Linked DNA regions of Homo sapiens: region 2 is linked to region 1. Evidence: read pairs that join two places in POLR2A ChIA-PET (ENCODE). Cell type or tissue: GM12878. All regions are shown on one strand. Links, peaks and the distances in the headings refer to the core of each region. The heading gives the core; the rest is flanking DNA.

Region 1 (5,388 bases), core at 78-5,077:
CGGCTGCCTCCCAGGAACTAACCATCCCACTCTGCCCTTTTGGCCTCTCCCCAGCTTGTCAGAGTGCTGCCTTCCTTCACGTCCTTGGCTTCCAGCCCTCACAGGCATGAGATATCTGGGCCCCAACTGACTGATGACCAGCAGATTCTAGTATGTGGGGTGAGGGTGGGGAAGGTTCATTCTTGCTTGACTGGCCTGCATTGCCCATCAGCCTAGATTCAAGCCATGCAAAGAAGGCCTCTGAGCTCAGCTCTCAACTGATGCTTTTTGAATTGAGCAGAGTGACCTTGCTGAAAAGTAAGTCTGATCATGACACTCACCAACTTAACCCTTGCCTACAGGTGTTAACCTGGTCCCCCATCTGCGTTACCACTTACTATCTCTCACTCAGACTAATAGACCTCAGCTTTTCTGTGCCCACTACCCCTGCTCAAATCCATTATTTGCATAGTCACCAAGAGAGCCGTCTAAAATAAAAATCCAATTAGGCTGCCTCCCCTCTTAAAACCCATTATTCACTGCAGGGATTCTTTTCTTGTCTTTTCTTTTTTGAAACAGAGTCTCACGGTGTTGCCCAGGCTGAATACAATCGTGCAATCATGACTCTCTGCAGACTTGACATCCTGGGCTCATCAAGCAATCCTCCTGCCTCAGCCTCCCGAATAGCTGAGACTACAGGCACCCACCACCACATCACACTCTACAAAAAATTTCTGTTTTTTTGTAGAGATGGGGTCTTGCTATATTGCCCAGGGTGGTCTCAAACTCCTGACTTCAAGTAATCCTCCTGCCTTGGCCTCCCAAGGTGCTGGGATTACAGGTGTGACCCACCACACCTGGCCAACTGCAGGGATTCTTTATTTGAAGATCATGGATAGGTTTCAGGAAATATGTGAACACTCTGAAATGTATACCCTAGTTCTGTTTGTGTGAGTATTAACTTTGATCAGATTTTCAGAGAGGTCTGTGACCAACTTCCTGCACTAAAAAATGTTTACAAACCACTGCTCCACAGGATAAAGTTCAAACCTCTCAGTCTAAAGGAAATACAAAGCCATTCATGACACAGTTTTTACATACACCATCTTCATTTTGGATTTCTCAGCCCCAATTGCTTGAACATGTCTTGCCGTTTCTTATCTCCTTGCCTTTGCTCAAGCTGTGTCCTCTGTCTTGAAGATCCTCTTTTTCTCATTCTTTCCAGGGATCTCCCTCCCTTGGTTAAGTCCCAGTTAACTAGTATAACTTCATTCAAGAGTTTCTTCTTCCAGGAGCTTCCCAATATGATTTGGCTGTGGGCCCCACCCAAATCTCATGTTGAATTGTGATCCCCAGAGTTGGAGGTAGACGTGGTGGGAGATGGTTGGATCATGGGGGTGGTTTCTAATGGTTTAACACTGTCTCCTAGTGTTGTTTTGTGACAGAGTTCTCACAAGATCTTGTTGTTTGAAAGTGTGTAACACCTCCTACTTCGTGCACTTTCTCTTTTCCCTTCTTCACCATGTGAAGATGTGCCTGCTTCTCCTTCACCTTCTGCCATAATTGAATGTTTCCTGAGGCCTCCCCAGCCATGCTTCCTGTATAGCCTGCAGAACGGTGAGCCAATTAAACCCATTTTCTTTATAAATTACCCAGTCTCAAGTATTTCTTTATAGCAATGTGAGAATGAACTAATACACTTCCTCTGACCCTCTCCTCCACACCCATGCTGGGGAGATGTTCTTCCGTGGGATCCCACAATCGACATCCATCTGGCTCTCTAGAATTGCACTGTTCATGTAGTGCTCACAGAGATGAAAGCTCTTTGAGAACAAGACCACACATTATCGCTTTCTTCCTCTCCTTTTCTCAAGCAGTGGTTCTTGGGGACTGCAGCATCTCACCTTCATAGAAACTCAACACTCAGACCTCACCCCAGACCTACTGAATCAGAAACTCTGAGGTTGGGGCCAGTGAGCTGTGCTTTAACAAGCCCTGCAGGTGATCCTGATGCCCGCTGAAGCCTGGGAACCATAGTCCTGAAAAAACGTCCCTGGCTCTTGTCTGTTCTGTTGTGATAGCTCCTAACTGGGCTTCCTGCTTCCTCCTCTGTCACCTTCCAATCTATTCTTCATCCTAGAGCCAGAATTATCTTTCTACAACATGGAAGGAAGGGCCCTCCTCAAGAGCCTTCAGTGGCTTCCATTTGCACCTATAATTAAATCCTGATCCCTCACCATGACCTACAGGACCCTGTGTGACCTGGCCCTGCATCTCTCCTATGCTGACCCCCTACCACCAGGCACGATGGTCTGCTTTCAGCTTCTGAGGTCAACCATCCCTTCTTGCCTCAGGCCATGTGCTGGGATGGGGAGAGGAATATGGGTGAGTCATCTTCTCCATCCTTGAGGAGGTATAGTCAACTAGGGGAGACAGATATGGACACAAATAGACATGCAGTTCATAGAAAGCAAAGTAGCAGGGCTGTGCATATGGTACAGAAACAGCAAAGACTCATTCTGTTTAGGGACTTTTGTTTTGCAGTGATTTCCAACTCTGCTTCTAAAGTTTGAAGGTGTAGTTTTTCTTATTCGAACATTCCAATACTAGGCATTCCATTGCCCTGAGCCTCAGTCCTGCTACTGCCATTCAGAAGCTATGCCCACCGTGCAGGGGCATTGGAGGGAGTACACGAGGATATACATCAAACGTGCCAAGCGGAGGGCAGGGTCTCTGCAGGGATCAGGGACTCCCATGTTTCTGGAGCAGATTCAAGTTTTGATGTTGTGGGGACTTACCCTTCCTGAGCTTCAGTGGGAAACTAAGTATCCCCTGAAAAAACTGAGGTGTTAAGGAGGAGGCTTGAGGTTGGGCCTACAGCAAAAGAAAAGTTCCCCTCCACTTTAAGAAATCTCCCTCCTGTGGGTGTGGTAGTGAATGTGAAAGTAGAATCTGCCTCCTGGCCCCTGCACTTACCAGAAGGGGCAGTGGTACTTGCAAAGGAGTTACAGAAAGAGCAGCAGCTGAACAGGAACTGGGGCCACCGGTTCTGGGAAGCTGGGGCTTTGGGGGAAGCGCCTGGCAGACCCCAGTGTTTACAAACTTCAGGAGCACCTGAACCCCAGCCTGTGTTAGGCACAGAGCAAATTGTGGTGAGCTACTGGCACAAGTCCTCTGGAGCCAGAAAGTCAAGACAGAAAGCCAGGATGACTCCTCTAGGGCCCAGGGCTCACAGTTCCCTGGACAAACAGCCTCACTGTGGCCTCTGGGAAAAGGTGGGAGGCAGAGCAGGCTGGTGGGTTAGATATTCATTCATTCATTCCCAATTTCCTCATCTGTGAAATGGGGAAAGAAATTCCTTCCACGTCTACTTGGATTGTATATAGTGGGGAAGGGTAGAGAACAGGTTGCTATGGAGACCAAATGAGATAATACATTCAGTTATTCATTTAATATACACTAAGCACCTGCTACGATAAAAATAATAATGGGCACTTATTGAGTACCTAGTGTATGCCAGGCACTATGCTAACTACTTTAATCCTCACAATCATCCTCCGAGGTAGCTGCCCTGATTTCCATTTACAGATGAGGAAACTGAGGCTCAGAGAGATGACTTGCCCAGATCACACAGCTAGTCAGTGGTGGATCTGGGATTTGAGAGCCACAGTGTTAAATGGGGCTCAAGTCTCAGCTCCTGTACTAGAGTCAGGGATCTGCAAGGTCAGGAATTATCATTTATCAATCTCTGAATCTTCGGTGCTTAGGCCACGGCCCAGCACATAACAGCTGCTCACTAAATGTGGGTAGGCCTCTTGCATATCTACAAGACAAGGTGAGATGAAACAGTCTGGTGGGGAAGTCAGGGAAGCAAACCAGCAGCAGGTAATGTAACAGGATCTATAGCAGATGTGCCTTCAGAGAGCTCCCTGAGGTTTGTGCTGGGTCACACTGTGTACCAATCAGGGTCCCAACAGTCTGACAGCTCCCAGGAAATAGCAGATTTCAAGGAGGGATTATATGCAAAGGTGCAGATATAGAAGAATCACAAAAGAGAGAGTAGGCACTTAATAGCTCCTGAACTGTTCTCACAACTCTTAATAGCTGCTGAACTGTCCTGCAGAGTTGCTTTCCTCAGGAGGAGCAGTGAGGAACATGGCCAGTTCAGTGACGTTGCAAACAGTGTATCAAAGGAATATCATACTCTCTCCCTTCCTCTTTTCCCTCCCTCTGGTCTCCTGTGGCTCCCTGTTGGCCAAACCCAACTAGAAACAGAAGGTTCAAGAACCCACCAATTCAATCCCCATAGATCAACCTCTTGAATACAGAGCAGATGAGGAAAGGTAATGTATGGATCTAGAGGGGCAAATGAAAGGTATTCTGCATGGACCGTGATATAGTGTGGATGTGTGTCCCTACCCAAATTTCACGTTGAAATGTATCCCCTATGTTGGAGGTGGGGCCTGGTTGGAGGTGACTGGATCATGGGGGTGGATTTATCATAAATGATTTAGTACCATACCCTTAGTTCTGTCCTCATGATAGTGAGTTTTCGCATCTTGTGAGAGATGTCATTTAAAAGTGTGTGGCATGCTCCCCACTCCCTCTCTTGCTCCTGTTCTGGCTATGTGTTGTGCCTGCTCCCCCTTCACCTTCCACCATGATTGTAAGTTTCCTGAGGCCTCCCCAGAAGCCAAGTAGATGCCAGCATCATACTCTCTTTACAGCCTATGGAATCGTGAACCAGTTAAACCTCTTTTCTGTATAAATTACCCATCCACAGGCATTTCTTTACAGCAATGTGAGAATGGCCTAATATGGACTGGAAGGATATGCAGACTTTTCCTGGAAAGCAGAGTTGAGGAAGGACATCCCATCGAGGGAAAGAATGTGCAATCTTTTTGTGTGGAACGCTCAGAACATTCTAAGTACTTTGGCATAGCAAAGGCATAGGGAATGAGAGACAGCATGGTAGGAAATAAAAATGTGTTCAGAGAGTGGCAGGGGCTGGCTCATGGACAGCTAAGGCAGGGAGCACTATTCTGCAGGCACAGGGGACCATGAAGGGCAGTTAAGTATGGACTTCCTATGACTGCAGAGTGGGTAACGATTCGAGGAAAGGGAAGGGGTCTAGAGGCAGGGGTCTCCTTGGGAGGCACTGCAACCATCCTACAGAGATGAGGGTGAGGGTCGGAAGAAGCAGAAGCCTACCCTCTCTTAAGCAAGATGAAGACAAACGAGACCCGTGGACTCCATGGAGGCTGGATCTACATCACCATAGTGCCATTGCCTTCCTTCAAGGGCAAGTGAGGAACAGGTATGGCTGCTGGTCAGCCCTTGCACTGGGCTAGTGCTCAAGACCAGAGTGAGGTCTTAGTGTCCTGGGGAGAGTTCTGGATTAGGTTTCTT
Region 2 (5,388 bases), core at 190-5,189, 230 kb after region 1:
TAATATGCATTTCCTCCTTCCCCTTCCCATAATCTTGATTGAAGATCCTAATCATTTCAACTATAAGTAACACAAACTCTCTGGCTTCTCTATCTCTATTTGTCCTTTCTTCTCTTGCCCTTCCTGCTCTCAACCATCTTTTTGCCAACGTAATAACTCAAAGATGAGTTTTCCTTCTCTCTGCAAAGTTTAAAGTGGTTTCCCATTTGATGGTTTTGAAACACACTCCAAAAATTCTTTGACACCCTCCCCAGAAAGAGGCAAGGTCTATGTCCCCTACCCTTAATTCTGTTTTAACCAATGAGGTACAGCAGAAGGAATGTATGTGATTTTCCAAACTTGGTCAGTAAAGGCCATGTAGGTCTACCTGATTTTCTTAGGATTCTTCCCCTGGGGGAAGCCAGATACCCCCTAAGAGGTCTGACTCCCTGAGATCCCCATGTTATACCGGGTATGTGCAGGGTCTCCTGTTGATAGCCTCAGCTGAGCTCCCAGCCGGGAGCCAGCATCAACTACTGCCATGTGAATGAGCCATCTTGGGCATCCAGCCCAATCAGCCTTTAGATGGTTATAACCTCAGCAGGTATCTGACTGCAATCTAGGAGAGACCCAAAGCAAAAACTTCATAGTAAGCCCTTCCCAAAGTCTAACCTACAACACTAAGTAAGTTAAATGGTTACTGCTTTACATTTCTAGTTTTAGGTAATTCATTATGCAACATTATAACTGAAACACCCTTATTTAGGCATGAAAAAATTAGGACTGCCAACATATATATAGTTTTTTAATTATAGAGAAAAATAAAGTGAACACATGTCCAAGATCAATCTAATTCATGAATGAAAAAGCACATTTGTAAAGATCATCTACAAAAACGTGTGAGACACTGGTGTTTATATGCACTGAAGAAGGAATGCTGGATGTGTCTTTATAATAGAAAAATTCATGTTCCTTTGGGTATACACCAAGTAATAGGATTGCTAGGTTGAATGGTATCTATATTTAGGTCTTTGAGGAGTTGCCATACTGTCTTCCACAATGGTTGAACTAATTTACACTCCCACCAACAGTGTATAAGTGTTCCTTTTTCTCCACAAACTTGCTAGCATGTTATTTTTTGACTTTTTAATAATAGCCATTTTTATGGGTATGAGATGGTATCCCATTGTGGTTTTGATTTGTATTTCTCTAATGATAAGTGATGTTGAGCTTTTTTCCATATGATTGTTGGCCACATGTATGGCATGTCTTCTTTTGAAAAGTGTCTGTTCATGTCCTTTGCCCACTTTTTAATAGGGTTGTTTGGGATCTTTTTCTTGTAAATTTGTTTAAGGTTTTTATAGATGCTGGATATTAGACTTTTGTCAGATGCATAGTTTGCAAACATTTTCTCCTATTCAGTAGGCTGTCTGTTCACTCTGTTGATAGTTTCCTTTGCTGTACAAAAGCCCTTTAGTTTAATAGATCCTACTTGTCACACATGTATGCATATGTTCACTATAGCACTATTCACAATGGCAAAGACATGGAGTCAACTTAAATGACCATCAATGGTAGACTGAATAAAGAAAATATAGTACATATACACCATGGAATCCTATGCAGCCATAAAAAAGGAGATAATGTCCTTTGCAGGAACATGGGTGGAGCTGGAAGCTGTTATTCTTAGCAAACTAACACAGGTACAGAAAACCAAACATTGCATGTTCTCATTTATAAGTGGGCTCTAAATGATGAGAACACATGGGCACATAGAGGGGAACAACACACACTAGGACCTATCAGAGGGTAAAGGGTGGGAGGAGGGAGAGGATCAGGAAAAATAACTAATGGATACTGGGTTTAATATCTGGGTGATGAAATAATCAGATAATAAACCCCCATGACTCAAGTTTACATATATAACAAACCTGCACATGTATCTCTGAACTTAAAATAAAAGTAAAAAAAAAAGTTGGAATAAAATTGCTGGGTTAAACACAAAACTTGTCAATGTCCTACAGGGAAATAAAATCTTAATCTTTGCAGTTACTTTCTTCCAAATAAAATTATTTGCACATGTGCTGGAAAAAATCTATAAGTTATGTTTCTTCACAGACTCTGGACCTTAAACAACAGAAAACACTGAGTCAAACAATAGTGCACTTCCACAGAGAATTAAATAATCCTTGGGTATGGCTATTACACAATGCACTCCAATGTAATATTGAAAGAACACACAGCTAACAATTTGTCTAAGTTTTTAATATTTTTAATAGGATCTACACTAGATCTCACCTTTTCATAAAGGTCTTTTAAAGGTTGAAAACAACCCAGGTATAAGTGGTGAAGCAGTGGAGATTCAATCTCCGTGACAGACAGTGAGAAAGATTTTTAAGGGAGGAGTCTATCCTAGCACCTTCAAATGACATCATGACATCACCCGTCTCCTCCTTGTATTGTGACTGTCATTTAGCAAAATTTGTGGTTTTCAAATATTTTGGGGGTTAGAGAACCAACTGGGTATCTTTCCACTGGAAATAATGGGACTCTTAATAGTGAAGAAGACTGTGTTTGGGAAATGTCCTGAGAATTGGATTTTCAGATTCCATCACAGAGTGATGTATTTAATCTAAGCAGGAAATATTTGCATGGAAAAGCAGAGCATGCACAGGACTAGAAATCCCTTTTTCAAGCTACCACTTAGTAGCTGAATCACTTCATCTCCCTAAAAGCTGGTTTCCTGAGCTGCGAAATGGGGCCAATAGTACTTTTCTTACTCAGAGAGAGCTTTGGAAATGGGACAGCTCTGTTCACAAGTAAAGGATTACTATTATTACCTATGTGAAAACACAAATGGTAGAAAAGGAAAAAATTCATTCAAGCAGCTTGCTGTGTCAATGCAGCCCCGCCCAACTGGCTAGACCAAAAATTTTTAGTGTAACTGACTACTACCCATGGAATTGCCTGAGTGAACATGTTGTTTTGACATCTACTGACAGGGGTAGCTCCAGAAATCCCCTCTTTACCCCAGCAATGACTCATAAAAAGGGCTCAGAAAAAAAACAAGAATGAGCTGGGGAAGTCTCCTGAGGCTTTAGCAGACTGGGTCAAAAATTGAGCCTCCAGGAAGGAAGGAAGTGCTAAGGCAGGCTTTGGATTTGCACAGAAGTGAACTGAAACATTGGCTCTGCCACTGTGTGGCCCTGTGATCAGGAAAGTGCCATACTCTCTCTGAGTTTAGTGTCCCCATCCAAAAAAATGAAGAAAATAAAACTCATTTCAGTGAATTGATGGGAAATTTGAAATGGTGACAGAAAAATATCAGAGATTTCTTCATACGGTAGGTAATTAAGGAAAAACCCAAATTCCCATCGGTGGCAGAATGAATAAATGCATGTTGGTATATTCACATAAGAGAATATAATCAGCAGTAAAAGAAATAAAGTTCAGCTCTATGTGCCAGAGTAACTGAATCTTTACAATGTAATAATAAATATACATGTCTGAATTATGCATCCAACAAAGGAGTAACATCCAGAGTCTACAAGGAACTCAAACAAATTAGCAAGAAAAACAAACAAACAAAAAACAGCAAAAAAAACAAATAATCCCATTGAAAAGTGGGCAAAGGACAAGAATGGACATTTCTCAAAAGAAGATATACAAATGGCCAAGAAACATGAAAAAATGCTCAACATCACTGATCATCAGGGAAATGCAAATTAAAACTGTAATGAAATACTGCCTTATCTCAGCCAGAGTGACCATTAAAAAGTCAAAAAACACTAGATGTTCTAATGCCATCTGTCCCCCCTCCCCCTACCTAATGTAAATGACGAGTTAATGGGTGCAGCACACCAACATGGCACATGTATACATATGTAACAAACCTGCACGTTGTGCACATGTACCCTAGAACTTAAAGTATTATATATATATATATGTATATACACACACAAAAAAACACTAGATGTTGGTGTGGCTGTGATGAAAAGGGAATGCTTATACATTGCTGATGGGAATGTAAATTAGTACAACCTCTATGAAAAACAGGATGGAAATTTCTCAAAGAACTAAAAGTAGATCTACCATTTGATCCAGCGATCCCACTACTGGGTATCTACCCAAAAGAAAAGAAGTCAATATATCAAAAAGTCACCTGTAAATGTATGTTTATTGCAGTATAATTCACAATTGCAAAGATGTGGAATCAACTTAACTGCCCATCAACTGAAGAGTGGATTAAAAAAATGTGGTATATATATATATATATATATATATATATATATATATATATATATATATATGGAATACTACCCAGCCATAATAAAGAACTAAATAATGTATTTTACAAACTGGAGGCCATTATTCTAAGTGAAGTAACTCAGGAATTGAAGACCAAATGCCTCATGTTCTCACTTATATGTGGGAGCTAAGCTATGGGCACGTAAAGGCAGACAGAGTGATACAATGGACATTAGAGACTCAGAAGGCAGGGGGATTGGGGAGGTATAAAAAATTACTTATTGGGTGCAATGTACACTACTTGGGTGATGGATACATTAAAATCCTAGACTTCACCACTGTACAATCCGTCAGTGTAACCAAAAACCACTTGTACCCCTAAAGCAATTGAAATTTTAAAAATTTAAATAAAAATAAATAGTATATATATTATATATGTGTCTGTGTATATATACACAAGCATATATACTTAGTATATGTATATGGTCTATGTAATAGTATGTCTGTATAAATGGTATATTAAAATAAGGAGATAGACATAACAGGAGTTAGGAGAGTTAGAAAAGGGGTTAATTTGAATGGGAAGACAGAGAGGATGGAAGAAAAGGAACACGTGGGAAAGTATAAGTAGGTGCCAATGTTCTAGTTTTAATGTTTGGTGGCAGGTTCATCAAATACAATATTTATGTTATTATTAATAAAATAAAAGGTGCACATAATGAGAGTATATCATGAACTAAAAGTTGCAATTAATTAAATTCTGGTGCAATAACAACACAGAACAGTCATGCTAAAAATACTGTTGTTTCCTTTCTGCGTTTCTTCTCCTAGAATTTTTTTTTTAAAGGAAAAGTACTTTTTAAAATGTAGTTCATTTTCTCCACACTGTATCCACAGTCTTTTGTCCCATAAGTCTTTAATTAAAGCTAAGACAATCATTGGTTTAGGCATATTTAATGGTTTCTGTCTTTGAAAACTGCATTCTTTATATAGTTGTTTGCTTCTCATCTTCATAATCAGTCTTTCTAACTCCTATTTCCCACTTGTTTATATAATGGAATAAGGTAAAATGCAGTAAGATATTCAAATAACTGAAAAGAAAATGATATTGTACAGGCAAAATGAAGTCAAGAGCAGAGCCTACACATAGGTCCTTCACAG

The links. ChIA-PET counts read pairs that join two places held together with the same protein. Peaks named below come from ENCODE experiments on the same cell type or tissue, not always from the same donor. Only the 100,000 strongest peaks of a DNase experiment are listed, where the experiment ranks them.
Region 2: POLR2A ChIA-PET joins it to region 1 with 5 read pairs; 1 of 35 experiments calls an interaction of 5 or more read pairs at or near these places.

What each region holds. Positions count from the first base shown.
Region 1 is chr1:59,043,936-59,049,323 of GRCh38, forward strand. The region is part of intron 2 of LINC01358 (long intergenic non-protein coding RNA 1358); the gene reads left to right. Among named protein-coding and RNA genes, the nearest start is that of LINC01358, 26 kb to the left of the region's middle. RefSeq lists enhancers at 1,720-1,769, 2,625-2,694. In GM12878, for the core only: a CTCF peak has its summit at 2,959; a DNase peak (open chromatin) is centred at 2,906; H3K27ac peaks cover 2,020 bases.
Region 2 is chr1:59,269,689-59,275,076 of GRCh38, forward strand. No RefSeq gene overlaps it. Among named protein-coding and RNA genes, the nearest start is that of FGGY-DT, 24 kb to the right of the region's middle. RefSeq lists an enhancer at 2,947-3,056. In GM12878, for the core only: no CTCF peak of the experiment used is centred there; a DNase peak (open chromatin) is centred at 3,003; H3K27ac peaks cover 429 bases.